2 separate regions of the Mus musculus genome follow, and region 1 is linked to region 2. The links are chromatin loops, found by intact Hi-C in ENCODE. Cell type or tissue: gastrocnemius. All regions are shown on one strand. Links, peaks and the distances in the headings refer to the core of each region. The heading gives the core; the rest is flanking DNA.

Region 1 (16,587 bases), core at 3,805-11,804, 470 kb before region 2:
CTCCTGTATTCTTCCTTGTCAAGACCTTCCAAAGTTGGTATTTGTATGAGGTTCCTCTTGCAGCATGACATTTCCCCAAGTTGCATGGCTTAGGATCCCCCTGTTTGCTATTTTTGCTTTTGTGGTTTAGAAGCCTGGGTCTGGCATGGCTGAGTCCTCTCCTATGGGTCTCTCAGGGTTAAAATGAAGCTATGTTCCTTGAGGGATACTTCCAAGCTCAATCTGATAGGAAGGTCTGGACCCAGATGCCGAGGGAGGCTAGGTTTTCTGGTTAGTATGTATGTATGTATGTATGTATGTATGTATGTATGTATGTATGTATGCATTTATTTATTTCTTGGTTTATTGATTGATTGTTGTCAATTTGACACAAGATAGAGTTATCTGGGGGAGAGGGAACCTCAACTTAGAAAATATCTTCATCAGAATGACCTTAGGCAGGGCTGTCAGGTATTTTCTTGATGATGATTGACGTGGGAAAACCAACCCCATTGTGGCTAGTGTCATCCCTGGGCAGGTGGTCCAAAGCTGTATAAAAAGGAAAGCTGAGTGAGTGGTGAGGAGCAAGACAATAAGCAGATTCCTCCATGGCCTCTGCCTCAGTTTGTGCCTTGGGTTCCTGCCCTGAGTTCCCATTCTGATGGACTGAGCTGTATGCTGATAGAAATGCTTTCCTCCCCAAGTTGTTTATGGTATATGGTGTCTAGCACAGCAATAGCTAGCTAGCCAAGATACTAGGTTGGTAGGTCATTATCTCCCAGTGTTCAGAGATAAGTAGCTGTCATCTTTTCCACTGGTGGCCTGTGGGAAAGATCTGTGAGTGGAACACTTGCAACTTCCCATATATTGGCTTTGCCATGCCACGTGCAGAGCTGATCGCTAAACAGCATGCCTCAGGCTTCACCTTGGCTTCCTAAGCATTCTTACAGGAATTAGGGTGAAAGCGTTGTTTGCTTGGAACTGACCATTGACCATAAGCATGGCATTAGTATGAAGGGGTCAGAAGGGGGACTGGCCCCATTCAGAAACACATGCATGGTTTGTGGCTACCCTGTATGTGCTTGACATCTTTCCAAATCAAGTTTGCTAAAACTCTAGGATGCTTCCTCTCGCTCCCTGAAAAGACAGAAACTATTTTAGCTTAGTAAGACTTTTTGATTTTGTTCTAAGGATGGTCACTAGTAGCTGGAGAAAGGTTTTTTACAAGTTTCCTTGCTATGGAGACTCGAAAGACTCAGATCTGTCCTTCTCTTTGCTTCCTCCAGGGGTACTCTAGGGACATTCCATAGTGTAGACAATGGGAGTTGGGATGATATATATAGAGAAGAGAAGGTTAAGAGAAAATAAAGGGGGATGTATAGATTTGCAGATGATCTGAGGAGAGAAGTGGGACATTCTTTGGAGCCCATGCGTATGAGTGGCCACCAGATAGTAAGCATTGGGACATCTCTTCCCAGCCCCTAGGTCAGTGGTTCTCAGCCTTCCTACTGGTGTGAATCTTTACTATAGTTCCTTATGTTGTGGTGACCCCCAACCATATGACTATTTTGTTGCTACTTCATGACTGTAAATTGACTGCTGTTATGAATTGTCATGTAAATATCTGACATACAGGCTATCTGATATGAGACTCCCGTGAAAGGGTCATTTGATCCCCAGAGGAGTCAAAACCCACAGGTTGTGAGCCACTGCTCTAGGGGTTGCCTACATGATCTAGCTCTTGTCTTCTTACACCCCCCTGAGCCCTTTTCCTTGGATAGATGCAAGGAGGTTGAACAGACACATGAAAGGACCTTAAATATTTGATATCCCTTTAAATTCTCACAATCATGGCTTGTCCCCTGCTGTGGCTTGTATGTGGTTGGTCCCTCAAATGTTCTCTGGTGGAACATTTGGCCCCTGATATGATGTTGAGAGTGTTGAAACCCTAAGAGGTGGAACCCTGAGGTTATTGCCTTTGGACTGGGTTAATACAGTTCTTGTGGGACCCTGGTTAGTTTCCTCATGTAAAAACTGTTACAAAATAACAGTTGACCCATGGCTCTCTCTCTGACTTCAGTCTCATTATGTGATCTCTTCTATATGTACTCATGGTGTGACACCATCCATCATGAGACCCAGAGCTGACCTGAGGCCAGCACCATGTTTCTGGATCTCTAGAACTATGATATTTTTTTTCTCTTATTTTTCAAGTTTGGTTTGGCATTGCTGCTGAGCCTTTATTTGATGTTTAAGAACAAATAATGAATTTATGAAATTCCTAGCCAAATGGATGGACCTGGAGAGAGGGCATCATCCTGAGTGAGGTAACCCAATCACAAAGGAACTCTCACAATATGTACTCACTGATAAGTGGATATTAGCCCAGAAACTTAGGATACCCAAGATATAAGATATAATTTGCTAAAAACATTAAACTCAAGAGAACAAAGACCAAAGTGTGGACACTTTGCCCCTTCTTAGAATAGGAAACAAAACACCCATGGAAGGAGTTACAGAGACAAAATTTGGAAGTGTGACGAAAGGATGTACCATCTAGTGATTGCCATATCCAGAGATCCATCCCATGATCAGCTTCCAAACACTGACACCATTGCATACACTAGCAAGATTTTGCTGAAAGGACCCAGATATAACTGTCTCTTGTGAGACTATGCCAGGGCCTAGCAAACACAGAAGTGGATGCTCACAGTCAGCTATTGAATGGACCACAGGGCCCCCAATGGAGGAACTAGAGAAAGCACCCAAGGAACTAAAGGGAACTGCAACCCTATAGGTGGAACAACAATATGAACTAAGCAGTACCCTGGAGCTCTTGTCTCTAGCTGCATATGTATCAAAAGATGGCCTAGTCGGCCATCACTGCAAAGAGAGGCCCATTGGACTTGCAAACTTTATATGCCCCAGTACAGGGGAACACCAGGGCCAAAAAGGGGGAGTGGGTGGGTAGGGGAGTGGGGGTGGGTGGGTATGGGGGACTTTTGGTATACCATTGGAAATGTAAATGAGCTAAATACCTAATAAAAAATGGAAAAAAAAAAAGAACAAATAGACAAAATGAATCTCTTCAAGGTATCCAGCCTCAGGTATTTCATTATAGCAAGAGAAAATGGACTGACTGTTTCTACGTCACTCAACCTTGGAGGCCAGGGAAGGAAAGGCCCAGAAGCAATTTGCCTGTGTGTTTGCCTGGGGTGCCATGGAAGGAGATGAACACTAGGATTGGGTGAGGGGCTGTTGTATTTATAGCTGGTGGCCAAGTGTGACTGTTGGCAGCTTCATCAGACATGCTGTTGTGGCTCGCACAGTGCCAGGCTTGGGCTGGGTGGCCTTCTGCTTATTGGCAGGAGCAACTCCTTCAGCAGCAGCAGAGCTGAATGCACAGTTCCCGTCTACTTTCTGACCCTGCCTTGGAGCTCCTTTGGCTTCATCACACCTTTGACAGGTGTGCTTCCAACCCCACTGTCATTTCTACAAACACCTCCTTGATTCATTCTTTTCTACTCCAAAAGTCCCCAAGAAGCTTAGAGTGGTGGCCCTTGCCTGCAATCTAGCGCTTGGGAGGATCAGGAATTCAGGGCTAGCCTGGGGTACACCCTGAAACCCTGCCTGCATCTCCCCACAAAGGTCCCCAAGAATTTTGTTTCCCTCAGTGAAAAGTGATCTACACAGGATGTTTCTGGCCAGCTCCACAGTCACTCTCATGGGGCCTGGGTTCGTCCATGTTCCCTTGACTTTCCACTTTGATTTGACAGCTTTTATTTTTATTTTTTTAAAAAAAAGACAACCAGCCAGGAAGTTGATGGGTATATCAATAGACTGGAGTGCTTAAGGCCAGGAGAGAAAGTGTGGGGCTGTAAAGAGTAGTTAAAATTTGACCCTGAACTTAGTTCTGACAGTCCCATGTCAACTTATTTATTGGAGTGTTAGCTTCTAGACAAGCTTGTCACAACGTGACCACACTGCCTGTTGATGCGTCATGCACTTGAGCTGACCATGGCAGCTCTTCCAATTTTCCTTCAACTGTACTGTATTTCAAAAGCAAAGGGAATGGTGGCTGGGAAGATGGTTTGTTGTCAGAGAATTAAGCAGGGCAAAAATGATGGCTCCTTACTTTTCAAATGCACATGCACACATGTGTTATCTTGAATGTATGTTTCAGGGGACACATTTCACTATTAGTAGTAATAATAGCATAAAACCAAAGGATTTAACCAGAGGTTTATTGGATTTGTGAGACTGGAAGTTGGGAGTAAGTGTGGACTTCAGTGTAGCTGAGTGCAGAGGCTCCTGCCCCATCACTGCAGGGCGCTTTGAGCTCTGTTGGTATTTCCTTTCTTCTTAGGCTGGAAGTTGGCCATGGCCTGCATCTGACAGAGTCCAGAAGAGGAAGTGGGGGTTCCTCCTGGGCCTTTGAGAAGCCCGTGGAGAATCTTTCTTTTTTTTTTTTTTTCCCATGACTTATGGGACTCAAATCAGTTATGCCCTGCTGGAGCCAATCACTAAGATAGAAATGTGCCATTCTGGAACTGGAAACCGAGTCCACTTTCCCATATGGTCTTCATGGAGAAGGGTTTTTCCCAGAGGGAAATGAGGATGCCAGTCAGCAGGGAAGAAGGAGGAGGAAGGACCACCGGCATGATGGAAATTGCGGAATGCACAGTAGGACTCACGAGTCTGAGTTCTGACTCAGAAGGCCCTCTGCTGTGTGCAGGCAATTGGCTGTTTTTCATTTTGACTCATTCAACAAATGCTTATTTTATTCCTGTGTGTGTAAGCCAGAGGTCCAGCTTGGGTGCTCTGAAAGTGCTGTCCACTTGGTTAGGACAGGGACTCTTTGTCCTTAAACTTGCCAAGTAGGTCAAGTTGCTGGGCCAGGGAACTGTAGGGATCTGCCTGTCTCAGGCAGTGCTAGGGTTACAAGTGTGTGCCATCAAATATGACTTCTCACATAGGTTTTGGGGATCAAACGCAACTTCTCATGACTCTATGTCTAGCGTTTTGCCAACTAAGTTTTCTCTCCAGTCTTTTAACAAATGTTTACTGAACCATTAAATCAATGCCAAATTTATGCCAAATGCTAGAGGTAAAAAAGAGTATTAAAGATACCGACATATCCTTTAAGGATTTTGCACTCTAGTGGAGAAGAATAGGAAAACAGAAGTATGAGACATACAGAAAGTTGAGGCGCAGAAAAAAGGAGAAAGTTTCATAAACATAGAGGAAGGTGCAACCAAATCTGTACAAAGCAGTGGCTCTCACCCTTCCTAATGCTGCAACCCTTTAACACAGTCCCTCATGTTGTGGTGATCCACAACCACAAAATTATTTCACTGCTACTCCCTAACCATTCATCTTTCTATTGTTATGAATTGTAATATAAATATCTGATATGCAGGATATCTGATATATGACCCCTGTGTAAGGGTCATTTGACTCCCCTAAAAGGATTGAGACCCAAAAGCTGAGAACCACCGGTATAGCAGGGAGTGAGTGGACATCTGGGGACATAAGGAAGAGCATCATACTCAGAGGGAGCAGCATGCACAAGGATACAGAGGGCAGAGGAGGATGGCAGGTTCCAAGATTCTATCTGCATAGGTAAGGCACATGAAGGACACGTGAAGGTTGTTTAGAGATGATTCCTAGAATCCAAGTTAGGGAAAGGCTTGGAATTCTCGGGCAGAAGAATTCAGTCAAGAGGATGGCAAAGGCAGGATTGAAAAGGCTACTGTGGCATCGTATTAGAGAGGGTGAGCCTGAAGGCTGGGTGGCTGTTCTAAAGCCAATGGAGGGGAAGGAACTGAGGGCATGAATAGAGACAGGATGGGAGGTTCAGCAGAGGGGGACTTGGAGGGAAGAATCGTTGGGCCTGGTAATTCTCTGGGCTAGGGGAGGTTGGAGGGAAGCAAGGGGAAAGGACATATGTGCAGCCATGCCATTCTGAACATTCCAGATCCTGGGAGCTAAGCAGGGTCAGGACTCGTTAGAACTTGGACGGAGAGAGGCGTGCGAGAAAAGTTGCTTGAGTGAGCAGGTGATGGTGTGTCAGTAACTGAGCTGGAGTCTGGGAGGAGGGTAGTGTAGATCTGAGAGAGGAGGGCAAGTTCAGTTCTGTACACGAAGGTGAAATTCTTGTGGGCCATCTGATGCCATGATGGGCAGTGTCGAGGACTGGAGATCAGATCTGGAGGCTAGAAAAGGTCTCTGGTGATGAGCAGGGCAGATGGGATGCTTGTAGTAGACGGCTAGGAAAGGCCATTTGGGAGAGGAAGCTTTCACACATACATGCATGCATACATACATACATGAGAGCGTGCATCAACTCATGCACACTTCATACACCTGTCCAGTTCTCCAGGGTGCCTTTCCTAATAGCTATAGCACTATACATCTGAACATGGGAGGAATACGCCCACTGACCAATTAAGGGGATAACATCTCTTTCTGGAGAGTTTAGAGGGCAGGGAGCTGCCTGTCTGATGGGGTTATTGGACTTGAGGTTAAGTGTGCTTATGACAACAGTGACAGGATTCTTCAGCCTCCAGCTCCCTTCTATCCCTTCCCCCAATCCATCAGGCTTTGGAACATTCCAGGTAGACATGGCTGGATGGTATCTATGGTTTAGCCGCTGAGCTTGTCCTTGGTGCAGATATTGCTACTGAACACTAGGAGGCGCTTCCGGGCACTCAGCTCAGCCTGGATGAGCTAGATTGTACCAAAAGGTGATCTACAAGCATATTTCCTTGCGTTAATGTGACACAGGATTTGAAGTCTTAAACAAGCTCCAACTGTAGTCCTAACTTGAGCTCAAAAGCCACTTCATATGACAAATGCAATGACCAAGACAAGGAAACACTCTACAGAGAAGATTTTGTTTTATTTTTATGTATTCATAATCTTGGTCTTGAACTATTTGTTGAACAAATAGGAGAGCATACACTTTTTCAAAACCGCAGGAGGCCTTTTCAGTAAGGAATGTGTGATGTGTCGGTCTTGACTGCTGATTTGGTGGGTCTTAGAACCAATGAAGGAGACATGGTGTGTCTATGAGGATGATTCAGAGGATTGAGAGGGGAAGACCCAGTCTTAGAGGGAGTGGGTGGGACCATCCCATGCCCTCCAAGAACAAAAGTGTCAGGAGTCTGCCTATCATTGCTGCTGCCATCCTCCAATGACAACACACTCCAGCTGTTTTGTTCTTTCCATGTGGACTGAATACTCACAGCTCTTGAGGGATTTGGTGGCTGTTTGGAACCCATTTTGAGTGGAGGCATCCAGCTTTACGGACCTAACCTCTCTGGGCACCTCTGCCTCGCCAGCATGTAGGCTGCCATTGTTGGATGGCTTGGAGAAAGATAAAGGGATTTCTCTTCAGGTTGTTTGTAAGCCAAGCTAATAATTCTCCTTTGATAATGTATTTATGTTCTGTTGGTTCTATTCCTTTTGAGAACCGTGCCTAACAAAGGACAAGAACGGGAAGCCATATGGTCGCTCTTTCCCTGGGCTTCAGGCAGCCTCCAGGGAGGTTTCTTCTCTCTCCACTCGATCCTGACACTGCTGGCTTATTCAGAGAGTTCTACTCATTTCTTGATTGGAGAGGGTGTCTCAGAAATGCAGACTCTTATCTGCTGGAACAGCTTGAGCTTTCTGAGACACCCTGGAAAAGTGTTAGCTTGCTACCGTCAACCCACATTGCTGGTGGTCTGTGTAACAGTAAAACTTAGGTTGTACTGGTCAGCTTGGGATGCCACAGTTTTTAAGGAAACCTTGCAAGTTCTCGGGTAAAAGGAAGAATGGCAGCCAGTTTGAGATGAAATGTATTTTAAAAGTGTTATTTCAAAGGGGGACATGTTCTCCACGTGACGTCATCCTTTAGTGCTTCTCTCTCCGTTCAGGCAACATGTCTTAGATCGTTGGCCCATATGTCACTCATTCTCGCAGCTACATTCATGGACTCAAGAACACAACTGGTGATATGCCCCGATTTAAATAAAAATAAACATATAGCAAGCCCAAAGATGCTTGGTCCCTTTCTTGTTTCCACTACCATACATGACCACTGAATGGGTTTTCTCAAAGTTCTAGTTCCTGGAGCATGAGCAAGTGCGGCAGAGAATTACAAAAGGCTGCTCTCTGTCCTGTAGATATAGACAAACTTTGATTCATCCACTCAAAAAAAAAAAAAAAAAAAAAAAAAAAAAAAAACTTCAGCAGCCTTTCATATGTGATGCCACTAGATGTCACTACACATCAAGTTTCTTGAACGAACCAGTGGGAGGCCTGCCCAGCCACTGTGCCTGCCTCTCCTTCTATTAATGTTTAAAAGCTGCATTTGTACTGGCTACACTTTCCACATTGAATCTTTTGTTTAATGTGACACTCATTCCTAGGAGCCCAGCTTCATTCTACTTAACTGTAAGGCAGCCATCCCTTGGCTGGGGTAACTCCTGTTGTTGCTCTTCTGTCTAACATACTCTCCCTCCCTCTTCCCCTTCCCCCCTTCCCTTCTCTCCCTTCATCCCCCCTCCCATTACTTCTTTCTCTCTTGGTGCTTTCTTCAGTTGGGGAGAGGTCAGAGGGCAATGTTTATACCTTCCTCTGTAGCTCTTACTTTTTGAGACAGGGGTCTCTCCATGACTGGAATCTGCTGCTTGGCTAGACAGGCTGAGCAGCATCCCTTCAAAAATCCCCTCCCAGCCCGCACTGTGATTGTAGGCACAGGGGCCATTCTTGGCTTTTTACGTGGATTTCTGAACTCAGACTCTTTTGCTTGCTCGGCAGGCACTTCACCGATGGACCATCTCGCTCTCCTCTGACTGCTTCCCACACCAGTGAAGTTCTTGCTCTCTGGCCTGTTTTGCCTGTCCAAGTACAACTGACAAACTGAAATCCAGGTAGCTAGGTTCTTCAGGATATGTGAGTTCTCCATAGAGGTCATTCTGGCTGAATGGGCCTCACATGGGACCCCATGTGAAGCATCAGGGGTGATCAGGAAGTCTGTCCTCTCTAATAACCTCTATGGAAAAGGCCTTTGCTAAAACAAAACCTCTTCCTTTGATCCCTTTAATCCCTTTATCTTTTCTGGGCTTTTTTGTCATATATTCTGTGACAGCTCTCAGGGGACCAAGGCCAGCAGAATTTGCTATGCCTTGGGAATATCTATCCCCATCAGTAAGTCAGACAGTAGGAAGGAGAACTTTCGTCCCCAGAGGGGCCCTTCAAGTGTGTGTTTGATGTTGACGGCTCTCTTTGTCATGAAGAATGGTGTTCAGGGGAGCCGGGATCATATGCTGTAAAGATAAAACTTGGGACTTAACATTTTGCAAAGCCCCTACATCTATCATGCCACCCCGATCTCACGGCAATCTATTAAGGAAGACAGGATGGATATTTTTATTTCCATTTTACAGAAGAGAAAACAGAAGGTCAGAGAGGTTAAATGGCTCACTCAAGGTCTCCTGGCTATAAAAACCTGCATCTTCAGCTTCCTGGGCCCTGAGCTCTCTGTCTTTCATGATCTCCAGCTGCTGCTGCCTGCAGAGGGAATTGTTAAGGGCTACAAGGAGTGGACCTTTTTTTTTTTTTTTTTTTTTTAGCAGGGCGGGCAAGAGATTTGGTGCGTTAGAATTCGAATTCAGGGCAAGAATGAAGTGTCCCTGCCTGGTTCTTTGGCTGCCAGCCACTGCCTTGGCCAAGGCATACTCAAGGCACATGTTGGCACCTGAAAAATTGCCTGGCTGGTACAGCCCAGCTCGCTGAGGCTGCGTTGTTGATGATGTGAAAAGGGGAGGTGTATAGAGGAAGCGTGTGGAAATGCCTCACCAACCGCAGAGGATTTAGAGAAGGCAAGTTTCATGCTACTGTGCTTATTTCCTTAGCGAAAGGAGAGAGAGAGAGAGAGAGAGAGAGAGAGAGAGAGACACAGAGAGAGAGAGAGACAGAGAGAGAGAGAGAGACACAGAGAGAGAGAGAGAGACAGAGAGAGAGAGAGAGAGAGAGACACACACACACACAGAGAGAGAGAGAGAGAGAGAGAGAGAGAGAGAGAAAGAGCGCTGAATATTGTTAAGTCCAACTAGAATGTAAAAGGAAGTAGATGAGGTAATGACAACAGTGACCCAGGCTCTATGCATCCTCTTCAAGCGTTCCTGGTCCTGGGGCTATCAGGCACAGGTCAGGGAGAGGCATGGAGATATTGCCTCTGTCACAGCTGCAGCCCATGCCTGGGTGCACTGCATCTATAAGGCACTTTGCTAACCCAATGAAAACCACTAGCTAATCACTAAAATAATCTGTTAATCTGTTGAGTAGGACTCCTTTACTGATGACTGGAGGCTTTGAAAAATACTGCTTAATCAATGATGACGACAGAGCTAATTTTCTGCTTTAGCCACTATTTGACAGAGAATGGAATGGCGCACATCCCTGCGACGATCTCTCCGCTCTGGCTTCTGCAGGAAGGCCTACCTGCAGAGTCTGTGTTTGTGGATCCCAGAGGAGTTTGCTTTCCTGGTGCTTTGTTTGATTCTTGGTCTTTCTTTCTTTCTTTCTTTCTTTCTTTCTTTCTTTCTTTCTTTCTTTCTTTCTTTCTTTTTTATTAGGTATTTTCCTCGTTTACATTTTCAATGCTATCCCAAAGGTCCCCCATACCCACCCCCCTAATCCCCTACCCACCCACTCCCCCTTTTTGGCCCTGGCGTTCCCCTGTACTGGGGCATATAAAGTTTGCAAGTCCAATGGGCCTCTCTTTGCAGTGATGGCCGACTAGGCCATCTTCTGATACATATGCAGCTAAAGACAAGAGCTCCCGGGTGCTGGCTAGTTCATATTGTTGTTCCACAAAAATATGGAATGCTTCATGAATTTGCGTGTCATCCTTGCGCAGGGGCCATGCTAATCTTCTCTGTATCGTTCCAATTTTAGTATATGTGCTGCCGAAGCGAGCACGATTCTTGGTTTTTTTTTTGTGTCAGATGCCTAACTGTTTCTGAGGTCGGGCCCGAATGCCATTTGAGAGCGGACAGTTGATTCTCAGGACTAACCCCTCAGATTTCATCAGAGCTGGTGGGTTTTGACCTTGACTGCAAATAGGAATTGCTTGGTGAGCATTTAAAAATTGCTGATACCAGGGCTCCCCCTCTGGATGTTTGAGTTTAATTGGTTTGGGGTAGCACCCAGACATTGGTATTTTTTAAGTGCCTCAGTTGACAGACTATGTGACCAAGGTTGAGAGCCTTAGAGGAAGTTGCTTGTACAGTCAGTTCTTTCCATGCGTGGGTAATGTGGAATCCAGCTTCGCCTCATTTTCCATTTGTTTTCCCCCCAATGGTAGAAATTTAATCTATGCATTGAAATGAGAATCATCCACTAGTCAGTAATTATTTCATTTAAATGCTAAGTTGAAATATCCACTATAAATGTGGAAATAATTTGTACTACAGTATTTCTCAAAGTATATTCTTTTGTTTATTTATTTGAGACAGGGTCTGCTATATGCTAGGCTGGCCTTTGAGTTCTATACGTAGCTGAGGACAACTAAGCACCCCTTGAACTCCCAATCTTCCTGCCTCTAACTCTGGAGATTATAGCTATGCACCAGCCTCCAGTGCTGGGATTATAGCTTCCTGCCTCCAATGCTGGGATTATAGCTATGCACCAGCATGCTAGATTTTATATAGTACTGGGGATCAAACCCAGGGCCCTGCGCAGGCTAAGCAAACAGTCTTCCAACAGAGCTGAATCCCTAGAGGGATACTCTTTTTATAATTTATATAGGATGTTCTCCATGCTTGCCAACACGGAGGCCGCTGAGCCAGTGCAGATGGGCCAGTTTGCTTCATTCTTGTGGACTCTCATTATGGTAGCTGCTGTAGAGGGTGTAGGGGAGTTGAGCGCTAAGGCTGCTCTAGACTAGGATGCTAGTGTACCTATCTGAGTGGGGTTTGCTTTTTCTCTTTTATTTTTGAAACCACTAAATTTGTAGCCTGTGGCCTTCTGCCACATCTCCATCTGACCACGCACGTTTCTCTTTGTGGCATGTTGGCTACTGAGAGAGCCAGTCTCCTTTAGCCTTTTGGCATTGCTGACCAGCTGAAAGTTCTCTTCACTCGATTCCCCTGCAATAGGAAAACAGGAAGAGAAATAGAACAGCAGCTTGACACGCCAGGTCTGAAGGACCACACGGATCTTCTATTTCCAATTAGCAGTTTCCCTGCAGCCCAGTCCCGAGGTCGCCAGGCCACCGTGCATCCAGCTGTTTAGTGTTTGCTGGCTTACTTGCTCTAAATCGTTCCTTCAGAGCTGTTATGCACAAGATCAAACACCTTGTCTCTTGGGCAAAGTTTTCTCTGAAGAGTTTGGAGCTTCAAAGCCACGTTGTACCCGTGATTAGAGTACACGATGTAATTGTGGTTTCTGTAGCATACAGAGTCTTTCAGGTTTCTACTTCCTATTGTCCCTTTTCCTGTTATGGCCTTTCTCTTTCTTTCTCTTTTTTGGTTGGGATTTATTTATTTATTTCACATGTACAGTGTTTTGCTTGCATATATGTCTGTGCACTGCATGCGTGCCTGATGACCAGGGATGACAGAAAAGGGTGTTGAATCCCCTTGGACTGTAGTTATAGATGGTTGTTGTGTGGATGCTGGGAATTGAACCCAGGTCCTCTGGAAGAGCTGCCAGTGCTCTTAACCACTGAGCCATCTCTCCTGCTCCATGGTGATTCTAACAATAAAGAGGTCCTAAGTTCATGTTCTTGCAAGTCTGTATGTTATAAATCAAGGTGCCTGGAATCCTATTCCCAGTCATGGTGAAAAATTAAAGTGACAACTTCAGATTGATCACATGCTAAGAGACTCTGCCACTATCCCAGTCATGTAGAAGTACCAACAGAAAAAAAATAACTTATTTAATTGAAGTAAGAAATGTAAGTAGAAACTTTAAAGAAGGGAAAGTAGACTCATTGAATTAAAAATCTCAGAGATGGGTTGTAGTGTAATTTAGACACAGATAAGGAAAGAATTAGTAATTTGAAAGAAAGAATTGACAGCCAAAAAGGATTGGAAAAAAATTCCTTGATCAATTCCATTATGGTAAAATGCATAATATAAACCCTAAGAAAGGCCAATGTAGTTCCTTACATCTGTAATCCTAGTATACAAGAGGCTGAGACAAGAGAATCACTATGAGTTCTAGTCTAGCTAGGGCTATCTAGTGAGTTTTAAGCTAGCTTTGACTGTAGAGTAAAACCATTCTCAAAAGATCTAAAAACAATAAGGTAAAGTCCGGGAATTACCTACAACATGGTGGCATGGAGGCAGACAGCAGAATTCTCTCAACAGAGATACCAAGAGACAATGGATACTAAGACACTTGGAACCCACAGTCTTTTGCCATCAGCTAATACCATGAACACATTTAAGCAGTGCTGAGATTTACTCTTTTGGTATGTTTGGTAATTACTGGAGAGTGAAATCTCTTTCTATTCTTGCTACTCGGTAGGATGTTCTAATGAAAGCAGACCTTAAACTGAATCCTGCCTTATCCTAAGATGTTTTTCTTTTAATTTGCCAGTTACAAATAGTAGTTATGTGGGTTTTACAAAAATCACGAAACTCTCCATCCTTTAAGGATTACTCCCAACAGCTTGCATAAAGCTTCTCTAGAGGCCGTTGAGATGGTATCCATGAGCAGCTCAGAGGACCTTTCTGTTCTATTAAATGATAGAATCTTTTATTAAGTAGGGAGATGCAGGTCAAAGGGAGCCCATTGCTCTGCCTGGACTGAGGTGCTGCTGTGGGCTGTTTCTATAGCTTGTTCACACAGCAGCAGAACAAAACAGGTGCTTGCATACTACTAAACCACATAGCTGGACCACCAGTTATTTTTAACAATAAAAGGTACTTCTAGGCCATCTCCCTCTCTGTGCAGTCTCAGTATTTTCAGGGCTTGTAGAAATTGCTTCTTTTTTTTTTAAATTTAGCTTTTTCATTGATTCTCCATGAATTTCACATCATGCACACCAATCCCACTCATCTCCCTACCCTCAAGTACCTGTCCTCTGCCCTTACAACCTCCCCCACCCCCCAAACAGGAAAAAAAAAACCCTTGGGGAAGTTGTAGTCTATGCCAGTGTGTCCCACAGTATACCCTTATACTTCTTTACTTGTGAATGTTCACTGCAATGAGTCATTGGCCTGGTTTGAGGATATCTGATTCCTGCTACACTATCAATACTGGGTCCTCACTGGGACTCCTCTTAGATATCTTTTGTTGCCCAGTGACATGGGGATCTTGCAGCTTCAGATCTCTAGGACTGGCCCCTTCATGCACGGCGGCAGTTTGTAGATGCGGCGGATGTTGGGGTTGGGCTCTCATGCACCCACACCTCCAGGACAAGCTCACCAGCATCCGGCTCTCTGGCTCTCATGCCCTGTAAGGGATGGGGCTTGAGAGGCTGCTGGATCCTCTAGCAGGGTCAGGTCTATTGTGCTGCCCAGGTGAGGTGCAGGGCCTGCTCTCAGGAGTGCTACACTTGGTAGAGGCCTGGGCCAGCACCCTACTCTCATTGACCCTAGGGACAGCTCTTCCACCTGCCATATGTTGGGAGGAATGAGGGGAGAGGGCAACACTCCCTTGCCTATGCCACCACATGGTAGGTGAGTGGCAGGGTCAGCTTTCTCATGCTTACACTCTCCATTGCCCCAATCAGGGCCAGCTCTGCTCTGCTTCCTGGGTAAGTACTACAGCTGCTTAGGGGCAGGGCTAGCTCTGTATAGCCCTCAGACATCAACATTGCAGCCCAGACCAGGAATGTCTACCTAGCCTTTAGTGGTAACAGATCCACACTGCTGCAGAGCCAGACATGGCCCTTGGTGGAAACACAGGTGAAGAGTTTACCATGGCCTTAGGAGGCCATGTTCCTGTCTCCAGCTCTGCCTCTCTTCATTGTGCACACATCCCTCTGCTTCGCCTTCTCTTCCACCTCTCCACCTCTTATTCATCTTAGTGCTACCTGATGCCTTTGGATGTCTGGAGTGATCTTGGGAGGGCTATGCCCTACCTATTCTATGTGGCACCTCGAAGAGGTTGTCTTTGTGGTCTGCTCATCCAGGCTTAAACTTCATGGCATTGGGCTGCAGGTCATCTCAGGCTTGCTTTGTGAGGCTGAGTGGGGAGAGTCTTTGCTTTTCACACACCGGGCAAATGTTTCCATTGTAGTACATCCTTGACCCTTTCTTAAAACCTGGAATGGTGACTCACTGCTTAAAAGCCCTGATGCTCTTGTAGAGGAACCAGTGTTCAGTCCCCAACACTGACAGGGCAGTAATCCTGTAAATGTCATGTAACTCCAGTTCTCGGAGATCCTACACCCTCTTCTGAACTCTGCTGGCACCAGGCCATGCAATGTGGCACACATCTATACCTGCAGGCAAAACATGCACAAGTAAAATACAAGATGAAGCAATTAAAAAACATTTTTAATTTTCAAGACCGGTCTCACTAGGCTGCCAAGGCTGACCTAGAACTCACTCTATATTCAAGGAGCACCCTGAACTCATGATCCTCCTTCCTGTCTTAGTGTTGCAAGCTGTTAAATTTTCAGGCTTTCCCAGCCCATAATTGTACCTGTATTTATATGATTTCAGGGCTGACCACTTGGTATTGGATAATGAGTTGGTGCGCTCTTCCCTGGGGAGCATTGTTCCTCCCATTCTCACTATTCCTTAGTTGCCTATAGTTTCTTGTCTAGAGTTTCAGTCCCATGAGCCTTCCCCAGTACAGGTGAGCATGCACATTGGTGTGTTCACTGTTCAGGTCTTGTTTAGGCAGCCATGCTGATGAGACTTCATGGGTGAAGCTTCTCTGACATTTCTTGGAGACAAAAATCTCACAGCAAACTTCGGATTCCTCTAGTTCTTTGTGATCTTTCCACCCCTTCTTCTGCTATGGTCCCTGAGCCTTCAATGCAGGAGTTGGGTGGTTGGATGTATCAGTTGGGGCTGCACACCACATGATCACTTGGACTCAGCATTTGAATTGGTTGTGGTTTTCTGTAATAGGCTCCATCTGTTGCAGGGAGACATTTCATTATTTTCTTTTGATGAAGAGTGAGACCTATACTTATCCGTGGGTATAAGAATAAATATTTAGAATGTAGCTAGGGATTATGCCAGCTTAGTAAAGTTGTGGTTGTAAGTTCTACTCCAAGATCCATGACTTCATCAGTCCTGACACTAGACTTTTCTGATGTGGCTTCTGGAGGTTCAAGCTGGGGTCCTCATGCCTGTTAGTTACTCTCTGACTGAGCTATCAGCCCAGAACAGGAAGGAAGCACACTATTGAATAAGATATTTAAAATTCTAATGAACTACCCTTCCAGTGTTTATTATTGCTTAGAGTTCCTCCAGTCTTAACCAAGGAAACCAGAGATTGTGACTAGCACACATCTGTAGATGGTAGATACCATGCTATCTCTGCTGAAATATTTTTGAGAAAACTATGGACTCTATAGGACCAGAAAAATAATTTAGAGGGATGAAAAAGCAAGGATGTTTTCAGATAGAAAAAATGGAATAGTTTACC
Region 2 (16,587 bases), core at 3,807-11,806:
AGCGTGGAAGGAATCGGGCTTCAGAGTTAGGGATACTGGACTTGATCCACAAGGTTACCCCTTAGTGAGCTGAAGATGTTGAATCCTTGCATCTCTGTTCCCCCATTTGGCAAGTTAGGAATATCATTTATAAAAGCTAACCCTGAGAAAAGGGGCAGTGGGTATATACTGATCGTTTCTGTGATACACACGTGAGACTTTTCCATTCTGGTTCCTACTGCAGGAAATAACCCAGGGGAAATGCTTTCTCTCCCTGCTTGTTAACCAGGGTCAGACTTTTTAGTTATATTGCTGTCGGGGACAGGATGGTGTCAAGGGACTTTAACGACTTCAGATAAGTAAACAACCACCGGCATAGATTAGATCCTTAAATAAAGGTCAGGGAAACATCCAGAATATTAAGACAGCAGGAAAAAAACCAGGTGATCCATATATGCAAACTCAAGTTGTATGTTTCCTGTGTTTTCCCCAGTGGCATTGCTCCCGAACCAAACTTTGAGTAGCAATTAATATTCTGAAAGGTGTATGGGTAAATGCCATGCTTCAAGGCTGTCAAATAACGTTAGCTCTGGTCTTCATATCTTTCAATGATTGAACTTGCTGCTCAGTGTCCACGTCATACTCGGCTGTGATTCGGTGTCCACGGCATGGCACCCTTCCTTGGGCTCTGACCATGATCTCTTGCCGAGTATGTGTTTGTGAAGATGTTCATGAGCAAAGGAATTGACCTTCTTGAAGTTGACAGGCGAGGGAAGTAACATTATCAACGTGGTAATTTGCATATTCCACTCAGGAAAGAAAACCCAATGTTCTCAAGCAGAGAACCTTGGGGTACAGCTCAGCGCAGGTGAATGTCATTATAGTTTGATCCAACACAGTTTAGGACATTTCTAAAACTTATTTTATATTGCCGATTATGTCTGTGATCCCAGGAATTAACTACAAAATCAAAGAAGCCAGGCATGGGGTGTGTGCCTGTAATCCCGGTATTTGGGAGATGAGGCAGGTGAATCTCAAATTTCTGGACTTTTTCCTCCTGACAGACATCAAAGATAGAAAATGATGTTGTTATCTAGTACACTTTCCGGTGTAAATATATTCTATTGATGCCTTATTTGAAGATAAGTCCATTTATTGAGAAAATGATCGCAATAAACAGCTAAATCATTTGAGTAAGTTAGGGCTTGGGGAATTGCTGGCTTACCAGACCTTGTAAACATGAAGGGTTTTACTGACTCTTATTTTTTTTTCTTCCATTTTCTTTTTGTTCTCAAAAGTTTTTTTCAGATAGGTCTTTTAGTACCGGCTGGCCTCACCCACTATGTAGTGGCAGCTGGCCTTACACTTTCAACTCTGCCTTTACCTCCAGAGTGCTGGGGTTACATACAGCATGAGTCACTATAGCCAGCTTGTTCTCATAAAGTAACCTACTACAACACATAAGTTAGTAGGGGAATATAATGTAAAAATAGATGAAAATAAGCAAGAATAGAGCAAGCACAGAGCCAAGGGACCTCAGCAGTGGCATCGTGACATAGATCCAGTAAGTCTTTGTTGTTGGGGCAGCCGAGTGCTTGGCAAGTTAAATTTAGTAGCGTCTCTGGGCTCAGATACGACACTTCCCATTTCCTCCAAATCGTGAGGTCCAAGAGTGGTTCCAGGGACTGTTTAGTGTGTGTGTGTGTGTGTGTGTGTGTGTGTGTGAGTGAGAGAGACAGAGACAGAGACAGAGACAGAGAGAGACACAGAGAGAGAGACACACACACAGAGAGCGCGCATTATGAGAGAGAGTATGTGTATGCATGTGTGAGAGAGTATGTGTGTATGTGTGGGTATGTATGTGTATATATGAGGCTGAGTTGCATGTGCAGATATGTGTGGATATGTGTGTGTGGCCACGTGTATATATGTATGTGTGCTTGAGATTGTGTGAATGTGTACGTGAGTGAGTGAATGAGTGAGTGTGTGTGTGTGTGTGTAAAAATCTCCACAAATCTCACTTTAGAAGATAAAATGAAGTCTGTCTGCATAAAGTTAAGATTAGAAATGGGACACATTGCACTTCCTGGTGAGGAGTCAGAGGCTTTGCCTAGGTGTCTAGAGAGATGTTGCTAGGTATGTAGTTCCCAAGGGAAAACCCTCCCAACAGCCCAGCAGCAACGACACTGGTTCTAGTGCTGAGGCCTGAAAACATCTTTCCAGTGTCCCTCTCCAGGCTTGAATGTCCTCCTACTGGGTCTGTATTGTTTACTGTTGGTCTGCTTACTCCCACGCCCCAGACTGAGCCTAGCATATCGCTGCTTGATAAGCTGTGTACAGTTGTGCACATCTGTATTAATCCTAGCAATCAGGAAGCTAGGGCAGGTGGGTCTTGAATTTGAGGCCAACCTGGCATAGACACTGTTTCAAAGAAGAAAACAGTAATAGCAACAAAACTGCTTACTAAATAAATATTTATACGTGGAGATGAGTGTTGATCAGGGCCCCGTGGTGTGCATTCCTCCCTTGTACACTCTGGATCCGAGCGGCTAGATTTGGAGGGATGTTGCTTACAGCATCATTAAGTAGAAGCCCGTGTTCTTGGGGGGGATGTAATCCAGACTGATTGTCAGCAAAATCAATTAGCAGACCCAATGCAGTATGGTCAGGACTGTCACTCTCTTGGTGGCCTGACAGGTCAATACTTAGATATTAGAAAGCAGTAAGGGGACCTGGTTTATTCTTTAGGCAGTGCCGTGAATAAGAAGTGTTTTCTTACATACTCTTGAGCGGTACAGAGCAGTGGTGTGACTCTGAGCCATGTGTGTTGCCTGTCAGCTGAGCTGAGCCTTGCAGACAGTGCCAGAGTGCGCACCAGTGTTTTAGGCTATGGACTGCTTGGATGTGTTAGCCCCTTTCATGCCTCAACTACATGTCCTCGTCACCTGACATCTAGTCTTCAGACGGAAGTGGCTTGCCTGGAGCATGGCCCTAGAATTCTGTCCCTGAGCATCTGGAATGGATTCAAGGCTCCTCCCAAACGCTATACCATGGCTGATGACACACACAAGGACAAGAAAATGTGACTTCTTATGAATCAGGCATTCTGTGTCCCATCTATTCTCTCTTAGCCTATACAAACAAAAAAACCAGACAAACCAAAACCAAACCAAACCAAAAAACCCTGAAAACAAACAATCGAAATCAAAGTCCCAGGTAAAGTTGCAGCAGGTTTAATTTCCATGTAGAAATGTTCGCCTGGGTGATAGAAGAGGTGACTTTTGTGAAATGGATTGTAGCTACAGCAAGCACAAATGGTGCCCTTTCTATTTTATCAGATGTTCAGGCGCGAACATGTACGAAAGCTGATAATCCTTACATCCCACTCAGGGGATCAGTATGATTGTTACTAATGTTCTGTGGGTGAAGAAATGATGCATTAAGAGTTAAATACGTTAATAGAGACGCTTATGTGTCAGCTCTGGTCTGAGCACCTAACTGTTGTGGAATTAGTGACAATCCTGCCGTAAACGTCTCTAGCTACAGAAGGCTATTCTGTCAGTTGCTTGTTTGTTCTTTTAAGTGTTGGCTTAAAAGTAAAATCTAACTTTAAAATACAGTAAAGTCGTTCTAAGTTGCCTATTTGATTCTGTATTGAGTGGTGAGGAAGAGAGAGAGAAAGGATAAGTACTTGATGGGAGCTATAAGCAAGGTCTGCGCAGTTTCCTGATTCAGGTATTTTTGTATCTTTGGTTTTGTTTTTTTTTTTTTTAGAATATTTAATACCAAGAAATAGAATGACTGAGCAACGTTTTCATAACCTACATTCCTAGTCAATCCTTTTCTCTGTTTAAAGCACAAAAGAGGACGTTAGCCATGGCTCCATTAGGAATGCAAATGACATTGGTGATACTCTTTGGACTTGTGAACTTTGGCCGTAGGGCACGTGCATTCTGGATGGGTCTTTAAAATGCAAGTGTCACATCTTGGGAATGAATGCAGAATTACAGAAAAGAGGAATGGAGCAGAAAGAGACTCGATTAATGGACACACGTGAGTATGCCAGTAGGGATATAGTTAAAAGGTCGAATAATTCATTATTTAGGAATCACCTTCAGAGATAGCCCTGTCAAAAATTAGCATGCTGGTTTAGAATAAAAAAAAAAAAAAAAAACTCTTATAAAGGATGCCATTTGATATGACCTAAGGCTCTCGCCATACGTGAAATGCTCAATTTTGTCAAAGTACTGGAGATGCCTTGTAAGATTTCAACTTGGTTACATTTGACGTGATTTCTTAGTTTTTCAACGATAAAGGCTCTTTATGGCATGTGTTCTCTATTTTCACTATTATATTTTAACTAAATACTTCTACATATCAGACACTTGTTCATACTAAAAATCTTTCTTTGGTTTCTTTTCTTTTTTTTTAATGAGCCCTGTTGTAAGGGTGAGGCAGAAGAAACAAACTTGCAGAATTTCTTGTTACTCCAACTATAGCTGGGGAAGAATGACAATAAACGAGCATAAAGGATCTCATATGTGCCGTGGCAGCAGATGTATGAAGAAAAGAGAGGGGAAGGACTTAAGTGAGGAGTATAGTAATCTGTGCATTAGCACCGAAGCCTCCCAGGGAGACTGCCCCTCAGGTGGAGCCCTGGACATGGGGGAAGCAAGCTAAGAGTGTCTCCCAGGAGGGAAAAAATGCACAGGAAGATGTTTGCAGCCATTGCAGATCTGCAGAAGAACAATGTGTAATGAGAACAGGGGAGAGTTGGCTGTGTGAGGCAGGTGGAAGGGCCTGGCAGGCCAGTGTGCAGACCCTGAGTTGTTTTGAAGGAGTGTCTGGGAAAGGACTCCAGAAAATCAGCTGGCGCATCTGGCATATGCTTTCAAAGGGACACTGGCTACTCTCCTGCTGTTAGCGAGAAGGCAGAAGGAGCCTTTGGGAGGTTGTTAAAGGAGACGTTGCTATGTCAGGGACAAGGTGGTAGCAGGAGAAATGGTGAAGCGACTGGGACTAGAGCTGTATTGGGAAGGATGAGTTAGCAGACCATACTGTTGGAGTTAGGACTGTTTATAAAGCTTGTGAGCTGATTAGCCAGGGTAAATGAGTTTCTGTCTGTAACTGTAAGCTGAGCTGTCTCTCTGTCTCTTTGTAAGATCCTTGTAATCACACAGAAACCTTGAAGGGAAGAACGGATGTGTCTGGCAGTGCCATGTCTGAAGATCAAGTGGGAGAATGCAGTTAAGTTGGAAGCATGCCGTATGTGTTTGTGGATGGTGAAAGTGTGCACTAGGGAAGTAGGAAGATGGCGCCATGACAGGGGGGGCTCAGCCCAGGAAAATGTGCGTATGGTTGACATCTGCAGATGTGGGAGTGATGGGGAAAGCCAAGGGACCAAAGATGAGATGCTCTCATGAATGTCTTGACCCACTTGTGTTCATCTTTGTTGAAGGCAGGAGCCACAAGTAACCATGATGCATTCTGTTCTTCTCAAGCCTTTTTGCCAGACAGCAATGAGAGACAATTACAGCAAACATAGATGTGAGATTACTACACGAATTGCTTGTGACGAACAGTCACGGGACCTGTGGTTTTGTGAACTTTCCGTCACGACTATAACAGATTTCTCTTCGTCATGCCACCTTGGTTCTCTAAGATGTTTTTGTAGTTCCTGGGACAGGCTTCCAGCAAGAGCAACTGTCCCACTGTGGCATGGAGCAACATGCTCTACCTCTGTATGAATTCTTAATTTAGTAATGGTCAAATGGACCTTTGTCCAGTGTTCTATGGTTCTTCTTTGAAGTAAAGGACTTTGTGAAACTAACATAGGGAATTTTGAGGAAGTCCAGGCACCAGAAATCAGGATTGATTGGCAGATCAAAGAAAGGCATCTCTTCAGATGACCTCTTCAGTACAATGTGTTTATGGCTAGCAGCCTGCTAGGTGACCAAGGAGTGGGATTGGATTCTGTGAGTACCCTGCTGTTTGCTGAAGGAGAGACCCTGGAAGTACCTCAGCCAGTGGCCTTGAGCCTCAGAGTTTTAGGACGTCCTCTGTCTTTAGTTAAACCGGTAGATCACCATCATAGTTGGGGTATAGACTCACTGGAAATCAGGTAAATGGCGATGTTCAAAATGACAGGTCTAATACGTACCATCAGCTCTTGGGTGCGATGAAGTGTTTTTTAAGAGATTGTGAATGTTGGAATCCCTGCAAAAAAATGGAAAATAAAGTGCCAGGCTGCAGTGGGCCATTTTGAAAGGCTTTGATTAATTACTATAGAAAGACTAAAGCCACCAACAATGCAGAAAATCTGGAAAAATGATATGTTTAGAGAGAGCCCTGTTGGGAGCGTGAATTGATAGAGGCCGGAACTGGGATCTTGGAGAGCTGCCCTGTGCTGGTTTTGAGACTTTTCAGCCTTCACTGTTCACTGCCTCGATCTTCCCAGGTTTAAAATAGTAGTCTCCTCTAGAGGCTATGGTTCTGATGGGGGAAAAAAAAACCAAAAACAAGACAAGAGAAAACAAAGCAAAAAATCCAGCCGATGAACTATTAGTTCATGTTTTCATTTCTGTGATGGAGAAGGGGGTTGAGTTTTGTTTTGTTTTTTCTTTTTCACCCTCACTTTCTCATTTAATTTCTTTCTCTTTCTTCCACATGTGTCCCATGTCGTTTGTAACTGTTTGAAAATATATAAGGGAATCGCATAATTCCTGCTTAGGAAAGGCCTCTTTTTTTTTCTTCTACTTTTCCACCCTCTGTTGATTTGCGATATAACACTCTTCCCCAGAGTAATTAATTGCAATTCTGCAAGCCAATGAAAAACGGGCAGCAGCAGCTGATGGACCTTAAACAATAAATATTTGTATTTTATGCAGCTGCCACTAGTAATTAAGAGAAAATAACTAAGTAGAATGGACCCGAACCCGCTCGATTGCTTTGAAGGGGTGGCCACTAATTCTTGGTACATTTATTAGCAGGAGCAAGCATGGAACAGTTTGCTGACTATCTATGGTACATTGCCACCTTGTGGCCACAATTTTCCTAGTCACGGAAAAGAGCAACTTAATAATATTAAGTCTACACGATAGAGCCTTATTTTGTAGTTTCCCCAGCCTTTTCCATAGTGCAAAAGATTGGAGACATTGTGTGAGAGCATATAGATTACAGAGGCATTGAAGAGATTATGTTCTTAGAAGAGGGGTGCGAAAGTATTAATGAGATGTCTGTCTGCAGCTGATACTGGGAGTGGGGGGCTGATGCATGGATGTGGGGTGGAGGAGGAGTGAAAACCATATGGGCAAGGAATAATATTTCTGCCCTGGCAATAGACAAAGGGTGTTTATCCTCTCCCTCAATCTGTTCCATGTTTCCATAGTCACAGGTTTTCTTCTGAAAAATTTTTAATGCAATAACACCACCACCACCACCACCACCACCAATAAATTGGCAGTTTGAAAAAGGGCACATAGGTAAGGGCATACAGTGGTACCAACAATAGGGAACCAGTAATCTCTCTTGTTTGGCAGTCTGACTGCAGGCAGGTTCTGTGTTTTCTAGTCGCTCGTATGTAGCTAACTCTTCAGGTGCTTCATTGTCTGTAGGCTTTAAGGGCAAAACATCTAAGGCTGGGCAGGAGTCTCTCCTTGGAGGCCCCCATAAATGGACATCTATATGATAAACAGCAGCCGGCTGACATCTTCAGATGACTACACCCCCTCCTTTGAAAGGGCTGTTACTTTGAAAAGTGTCCCCTGGAGTCCCTTCCCCTCCTGATTTGGCTTTGATCCTGGAGTCGATGGACTACTCCTTCTTCAGGGTCCTCTCACTGCAAAACCAACTGGCAGTGAGATGCAGCCAAGACCTGAGTGTCTGGGAGTTGCAGATGGTTCTTTTTAAGAAGTGCTTGAGATCCATCACGTGTTGCTAATGAACGCAGTTGAGGTTGGGAGACCGTTCCCATCTTGTGGAACTGATGAAGGTTCAGGCTCAACTATCTAGGGAGGGGACGGCCACTCCCAGGCAGTCGTTTCTTTTCCTGGCAATTTTGAATATACTGTAGCACGCGGACAGCCAAAAGGATGACCCCGTTCTTACTCACTCTCTCCTATAAGAAGATCTGTGATAGTCTTAAAAACAGATCAGAAAATTATATTCCATCTCTTTCTCATGATAGCAAAGTCCGACTACTTTGGTAAAACCGTCCTTAAAACAGCATTTAGCTGTGTTGTCCAAGTATTTCCTGCTTTTATTGTAGGCAGCTGCCCTTTTGTGTGACAGCTGGAATTTAATCACTTAATAGTGATAAGCACATATGTATATGCCCAGGAATATTTTTGTCCTTAATAATATCTCGGCACACACACGGGCGTTTCAGCTCGCAGGTGAGCGTGTAGAAGGTGCGGCTCTCTTCAGGTGCTCTCATGAAAGTGGAGCAGATCTTGACATGAGTGCTTTGACCCAGGGGATTCTTTTGTGGAAAGCTGGCTCTTGAAGTGACTTTGGTTTCTCTGATTCTGTGACAGGCTTTCTTTTTAAGAGCTATACAGTGATATAAGGGTGTATTGATTTCCATTAAGGGCTGCGGTGCTTAGACATTCCTCTCCTGTGCCATGTATGTGTGTGAGCAATATGTGAAATTTGATCTGCTTTTATATAGCAGTATTTCAAAGTGGGGGAATCCACAGAAGGACCTATTTTATATGGGGTTCCAGGCTACATATGTATGCATGTATGTATAATTCACTCAGTTATGAAACAATACCTTCCTATTTGCTCTCTCTGTGTGTATGTGTGTGTGTAGTTGTATGATGTTGAGTGTACGTGTGTGTATGAGGATGCCACAGGTCAACCTCAGGCATTATTTTTTAGGAACTGCACATTCTTACCTCTTTCACTGGTCTGGAACTCTCCAGATAGGTTAGACTCGTTTGCCAGCCAACCCAGGTACCCAATCCAATCCAGGGTTGGGATTACAATCCTGTGCCACCATGCCAAGGTATTTTTATATGGATGCTGGGGAACAAACTTGGGTCCTCATGCTTTCACTGCAGACACTTTGGTGACCAAGCCATCTTCCCAGCTCTTGTTGGGGTCCAATAATAACTATCCCACTGCATTGAAAATTGTGGTCATCATCTACTAAACTTAATCCTATGGCCTGCTGCTCATGTGTTTGTGACCTGCCGTCAAAACCTGGTACTGGGATTTTGCGGCGAGCAATACTGACTCTCAGACAGAAGGTACAAGAATAAAATTTAGAGCTTTCTAAACTTATCAAATTAAAACCAGCGCTGAAGGGAGTGTGTTTAGAGACGGGGATGCACAGAAGAGAGCGTGAGATCCGGTTGTGCTGGGTGTCCCCCGGTTGTACTGGGTGTCTCCTGGTTGTGCTGGGTGTCCCCCAGAGTTGATAGCACTGTCCTTCTCTCCACAGCTTGACCACATACTGTCTCCGCCACCCATGCCGTTTCGGAAATGCAGCAACCCAGATGTGGCCTGCGGCCTCGGAAAATCACTGAAGTACAAGAGACAGCTTAGTGAGGATGGGAAGCAGCTGCGGCGGGGGAGCCTGGGAGGAGCCCTCACAGGTGAGTGAGTTGGGGTGACATGGGTCACAGGTGAGTCGGGGTGATATAGGTCACAGGTGAGTCGGGGTGACATGGGTCACGGGAAGAGGAATTGTGCTTTTCTTACAGGGTTCTGTACAGCCTTGGAGTTCCGTGTGTAAAAGCTTGCCTGTAGACCCTTTTGGAAAGTGTTACTTAAGTCTAGAAAGCAGTTTAAATTAAGAACTTGAGCGGTAAAATTTATGGAATATAGTTTACCTACAATGACCTGGTCGTATTTTGAATATACACAAATGCACTTAGGAAAATTCATATTTTGGTGTAACTACCAGCATGATCAAAATGTAAAAATGTAGGTGGAGACAGACAACAATTCAGACACACACAAACATACATACAGAGACACAGATGCTCACAGTTATATACAGACACATACACAGACACTTAGAGATACACACAGTTAAACACACAGGCACACACAGACATCCATACAAAGGCATAGGTGCCCACAGATGCACACAGACACACACACACACAGACAGACAGACAGACAGACACACACACACACACACACTCCTTGTACATATACTTTCCCTGCAGACGAGATTAATCCTAAATGTTTTGTGTTAACTGGGACATACAGTGTGAATGTTGTATCTGCTCTGTTACTTAGCATACCACTTTAATAATATGTATGTATTATTATATCAATATTACTATTCATAAGAAACTGACAAAGTGCCCAAATACAAACACTTTATACTCCCACCAACAGTAGGTGAGCAGTGTAATTAGTGTGCCTTCTCACCAACCTGTGGTATGGCCAGTCTTTGTAAATTTGGTCATTTTCTTTGTTCTAGAGATTGTAGTTTCCTTTTGAGTTTTCTGTTAGCTTCCTGTTACTCTAACAGGAGCCTGAGACAATCAGATTATAAAATGAGAAGGTTTCTCTAGGCTTGCTGCTTTAGTAGGCTTGGTAGGTGTCATTGCTTTGGGGCTGGGCACATCAGCACCCCATGACTAGAGCACACAGTGGAATAAGACTGATCATCTTATGGTGGGGAAGTGAGAGAGTAAGATAGAATTGGTTCCCACAAGTCACTTCAAGAGCATGACCCCAATGATCCCCTGAAGACCTCCTGCTGGACCCACCTCTTCAAGCTGCACTGCGCATTAACCTCATACCAGATCTAGCCCTTTAACACTTGGATCCTTAGAAGTCACGTGTGACACACACTGTGGCACATAGGTATTTTAGAGCATGCTCTGTGCTTATTGGATGCTTATGTATTCTCATTTGTGAGGTATCTATCAAATCTTCTCCATTGTAAAACTTCACAGTTACAGACATGTAACCTAAATGTTTAAACACAGAAGCAAATAGTGTGTGTTACTTATGAGCGAGCCATTAAAGCTCCTGCCGGTGAGACGTTAACGAGGAGAGAGGAAGTAGGGGAGCCTGGGACGGGGAAGGTGCAGAGGGAATGGCTGGCACACTAGACAGCAAGAAATGATTATTCTTTAACACAGTTGGATGACTGATTGGAAGCAATTCCATTTTTAAGAGTTCCATTTTTAAACTCTGGGCGGGGAGGGACCTAGAATGTTCTCAGCATGAATGCTGTGTTCTGGAGGTGAGAAATTTGCCAGTTACTCTGATCTAGTCATTCTGTATTGTTGAAAATAATCAAAGTTTTCAGTGAAGGCATTGAAAAGTGTATTAGGGCTGGGCTGTGGCTCAGTGATAGATCCCTTGCCTAAGCATTCATGGGCCCTAGGTTTGAACCCAGTACCACACAAAGAAAGCAAGAAAGGTGGGGAAGGAAATGAAGAAATGCACATTTTAGTCTGTGGGTCTGTATAAGTACAGGTCCATTGAAAATAAAAATATCTATTAAAAAAGAAGCCCTACATATTCATACAAGTATCTTTTATATTTATTTATATGTAAAAGTTTTATTTAAATTTATGACTTTTATTCTAGTTTTTTAAAGAAAATAAAGCCAAATAAGTATAAGTTAAAGCAAAAGACTTAGAAGAGACTCGCCATTTCACTTTTCATGCTAAACCAAACTATAACGCACTGCAGATTTGACTTTTTTTTTCCTATTTCATCTTAGTGATTTTTTTCCTCTAAACATAAATATTTTGGAGGAACATCGTTGGTTTTAAGCCCTGAAGAAAAATTTGTCTACCTATGACAGTCTCGTCTGCCAGTTCATAAATGGTCTGGAAAATACTTTGAATTATGTTTTTTTAAAATTTTTTTTATTTTTAAAGCTTTGGCTTTCTGGAAATGGAATTTCTAAGGAACGGAAATACTGCTGCCACATGGCCAGTATAGTTGGAGCGGCTGGAGCAGTTGGTGCAGAGAGGCACACTGCTGGATTGGAGGGAGCGAGATCCAGGCCAGGGAAGGATAAACTTTAAAAGACAGAAGAAGCCCGTGGAGCTAACACAGTGGCTCTGTAAAGTGTCTGCTGTGTACCTGTGAGGTGCTAGGCTTGAATTCCACCCATGTAAAAGCAGTGTGTGGAAGTGTTCATCCGTGTTCCCAGTACCAAGGGAGGACAGTCCTAGGGACACTCTGTGCAGTTTGTCTAGCAGAATTGGAGAACTTACTGTTCACTGAGAATCCTCATCTCATGGTTAAGACGGAGAGCAAAATGGAAGATACTCCTGTCAACTTCTGACCCTTTACATGTACACACATATATACCACACACATGTATATGTGTGTGTATACTACCATATACACTTAAACACATCCACAGGACACATGCGTATGATACACACACATGCACACGCACACACACACACACACACACACACACACACACACAGACCTACACCCTGCATGCACAGTGGTACATGCATATCATCAAAGCTCTTAGAGGTAGAGGCAAGAGGCAGGTTTTGAGTTCAAGACCAGCCTGGGCTATGTATTGAGACCCTGTCTCAAAAAATAGAAAAGATTGCTCTTCCCTGAGTGAATAGCCAGTGCTGGCACGTAGGGTTCTGAGAACACTTCCCTGCTGCCTGTTAGGACCATTTTCATTTCCTTGGGTAGATGCAGATTGCCTTTGTAAGTAATACGGTCTAAAGAGTCCTGGAGTCTAACCTTAACCAACTGGAAGGGCAATGGAATCCTGATGGTTAAGATTTGCCCTGTTTATTCATCTTAATTAGAAAGTTTATTTTCATGGAGCTGTTTTTGACAGCTGGGTAGTAACTGTTCTCACCTTTTTCAGCCTAAGTGGTTTATTAAAAGCTTTGATCTTGCAGCTTATGACCTGGAGCGTGGACTCTGGCCTTTAGCTTCGGGAGAAAGAGTACTTGCACCTGGCAACTCTATCAAGTCTGTCCTCTTCCCGTTCGGATGCTGTACAACTATTGTGGATGGGTAAATCTTAGGCGAGATCATTATTTAAAAGAGTGTTTAGTCATCCTTAGAAGAGCTTTAAACAACCATTGAGCGTAAGTGGCCTATTTTGGAAAATAGGTCCTTGAAAGTTGAGATAGTGGGGAGTGGGGGAAAGTGTTGGTAACTGGTCCTCTAGGTAGTTTAGCTGAGGATTTAGTGAAGAAACATGGGGAGTGCTTAGCCCAGCATTGGGCAAGTATTCCAGAATCTGTGGGGGAAACTGAATTAGAGGGCTTTGGAATTGGTGGGAAGGTAAGCTTACCACGCTCACCTTGGTGTCCTGAATGATTCAATTTTTGCTTTTTAAAAATCTGTTTCTTCTGGTGTGTCTGAAGACAGTAACCATGTACTTACATACATAAAATAAATAAATAATTAAAAAAAATCAGTTTCTTTGTTTTTGAGGCAGAGTCTCACATTGTAGTCTGGGCTAGCCTGAACATACTATATAGCCCAAGCTTGCCTTGAACTCATGGAAATCTTCTTGCCTCGGCCTCCTGAATTCTGGGGTTATAGGGCTCAGTGTATAGGGTTACAGGATTGTAGGATTCTATCTGCTCGGAGCCATGCCTGCACATGTATCAGGCGCTGGGATGCGGGTATGACAGCATCGTCTCTGACTCTCAAAACAAAGTGTCTACCAGTTTTCAGCAGCAATAACCAAGTGACCTCACCTTGAAACAAACTATTACATGCTTGGTAAGACTTCCTATAATTATAATTAAACAATTGAATATTTGATGGGGTAAGGGGAGAAAACTACTGTGCTAAAGTTTTTTTTTTCTCCCCAAACTGGCTCAATGATTAAACAGGCTCCCTTCTTATATAGTTGTGTGAAGGGTACTCTGATCTTTTTTTATACTCTGCAGTTCATCTTATAACAGAAAGCAGATTTTATCACCAAAACCCTGATCTAGTGTCTTACTCCAAAGGCCAGCTGCTTTCCCACTACTTGACTTCCTTTCAACTCTAGGATCTTTGGTTTGGTTTGGTAGTAGTGTACTTACCACTGTGAGATGTAAGGTAGAGACGAGAGGACCAAGCATTCCCACTCTCTTTAGCAGCATAACAAGTTTGAGGCCAGCTTGGACTCTTTCTTGCCAAAAACTAAACTAAAATCAAAGACTTTGCAAAAGCTTATCTTAATGGTTTAAAAAAATTCTGCCTAAGTATGAATTGAAAGTTTTCCCTAAGCCTTTAGCTTTTCAGGAGAAGAATCTGTGACCTAGTCATTTATTTATTCCTAATGATATCTAGTATTAAAATCATCCTGTGTGGCAGGACCACTTTTGGTGAATTATATTTAATTACTTATTTAACCCATGAGATGGGAAGCACTTATTCCAGTTTTACAGACTGGGACACTGAGGCACAGGCATGGGGTTTGTAAAGAAGAACCAGAGATTATGTCCAGGCAGGTGCCTGCACAGCCCGCTATGAAGTGGCTTTAGCACAGCAGGTACCCAACAGGTTTAAAATAAACGTTAAATTCCAGCAGGATTAATTAAAGTGAATTTTAGATAGGAGAATCTTTGCTTACTTGGAATCTGGGGCTGTGACTCAATCTGGAGGGCTCCCAGTCCTTTAATTAAAGAAAATTAAATCTAAGCAATTAATGCATATTAAAAAAAAGCTTTAAATTCATACATTCGTTAGCCCAGCAGTTCTATTTCTGGGAATTCATTGCAAGCAAACAGTCATGAATATGTGTGGAGAATTAGCACTAGTAATATTCGGAGCAGCACTATTTATAATAATTAAAATTACATGTCATCTAAATATCTGCCGAGAGGATATTGATTAAACATATTATAGAATATATACAAAGTGGAAAACAATGTAAACATTGAAAATCATGCTGTAAAAAATAAATTTGAACACTGAAAAAGGTTCCTAACATTTAACATGAAATCCTGTTGCTGAGTGCTCTCAAACTATTACATGCTTGGTAAGACTTCCTATAATTGTAATTAAACAATTGAATATTTGATAGGGTAAGGGGAGAAAACTACTGTGCTAAATATTTTTTTTTTTTCCAAACTGGCTCAATGATTAAACAGGCTCCCTTCTTATGTAGTTGTGTCAAGGGTAGTCTGATCTTTTTTTATACCCTGCAGTTCAATCCATGAGGGAATTTTTTTCCCTCTAAGGTTTTTGTTGTTGTTACTGGTCAGTTGTATCATTCAGTGACCCATGACAGCAGCATTAATTCTGTATACTCTAAGAACACTCATTGGCAGACAACCATCGGTTACTGGGTTATGTGGCTGAGGGTCTTCTGGAACATGGAACCCTGTGTTAGCGCCACTGGGCTTGCATACAGGATTCACTTGCTCTTTGCCCATTGCCTCTCAGATCATCTGCTAGACAAAGTAATAGAGTCCAGAGCATGAGAGGTGTTTGCAACAAACGTATTTCAAACATTTGTAAGCATTCTGCTGCTACCTTTTCATTGGCCAGGACGAGTCAAGCTGTAGAAGGACACTCTACCATGTTCATCGAGCCAGGATGCAGAATATAATGCTAAGAACTAAGACAATCAGGACCCATGATCCTGTCCACCATAATTAGTTTCTGTCTTTGAAAGCAACCCTTTATGATAAACATGTCTATTTCTGAGTTATGGAAATATATGTTCAATGTAGATAACTCAGAAGATATAGAGCTTTCAGAAAGGATAAATGAGAAGAGCCATAATTACACCATGATTTGAATGAATGGTATTCATGTTTGAAATTGTGAACGTTTCCTTCCCAGAGTAAGGATCTGGGTCACCGAGAGTCCTAGGTTAAAGAGAGGGAAACAAACATTGCTCGCTTGCTGATTCTGTTTTTTTCAGTGCTGACATTTAAACAATAGACCCAGCGCTTGCTATGCCCATCATGTCCGATTTTTTTTTAAGCTAATGTTTTCTGTCTTCATGGCCCGATGCTTGCTAAATAGATAGAATCAGCGTGTAAATGGTGACTGAGCTCTGGAGCCCCCTGATGAGGAAGAGAAGCAACACGCTTCTAATCATTATACAGGCCCTTTAGTCTGGGCAGAGATACACACTGTTGTGCCTCACAGTGCAGACTTTAGGCTCTTCGAATCCTGCCTTCTAGATATGCAGATGAGTGGCCTTACTCCATTTCGTGCATTCCCTGGTTGTGATGTGTGTCATAGCTTCACAGTTAGAATGAAGGCTCCTTTTTCCTCAGGGAGTCCCTTTTGTTTCCTAAAAGATGTTTGGGTTATTTCTAATATAAAGAAAAGCAGAATCAATGTATTCCCCATAGATTAATATAGGAATGCAATGTGCACATTACACCAATGGATTAACCTGTAGACAGCATTGACTAGGAGTTCTAAAATTGTTAGAATGTTCCTCATTTTTCCCTTTATCACAGGAAAAAATGAGGAAGTTTTGCTTTTTGGGGCTTTGGAAATGAAACCTGTCTGTCTGTCTTATTTTTGTAGTGCTTCAAGCATGTTAGGCAAGTGCTACACCCCTAAGTTAAACCCAGCCCAACTCTAGAACATTTTCACAATCTTACTTGAAGAAAGAAAGACAAACAACATGATCCCAGGGAACATTATTTCCTCCTAAAATTTAGCCTGGAGGCA

The links. Hi-C counts contacts between places; a loop is a spot of excess contacts. Peaks named below come from ENCODE experiments on the same cell type or tissue, not always from the same donor. Only the 100,000 strongest peaks of a DNase experiment are listed, where the experiment ranks them.
Region 1: a loop joins it to region 2, with 16 times the contacts of the local background. A loop is called at or near these places in 38 of 42 quality-filtered maps.

The regions. Positions count from the first base shown.
Region 1 is chr13:103,636,289-103,652,875 of GRCm38, reverse strand. All of the region lies in intron 1 of Gm30551 (predicted gene, 30551), which reads left to right. Gm24870 (a small nuclear RNA gene) reads right to left here and starts at 10,950; the gene lies at 10,844-10,950. In gastrocnemius, for the core only: CTCF peaks have their summits at 6,685 (motif pointing right) and 8,240 (motif pointing right); DNase peaks (open chromatin) are centred at 6,502, 6,638, 8,287 and 9,696.
Region 2 is chr13:103,164,394-103,180,980 of GRCm38, reverse strand. Mast4 (microtubule associated serine/threonine kinase family member 4) reads left to right here. Exons shown (of 29, transcript NM_175171.3): 2 at 9,425-9,578. Among named protein-coding and RNA genes, the nearest start is that of Gm30050, 76 kb to the right of the region's middle. In gastrocnemius, for the core only: a CTCF peak has its summit at 7,015 (motif pointing left); a DNase peak (open chromatin) is centred at 7,007; H3K4me3 peaks cover 595 bases; H3K27ac peaks cover 451 bases.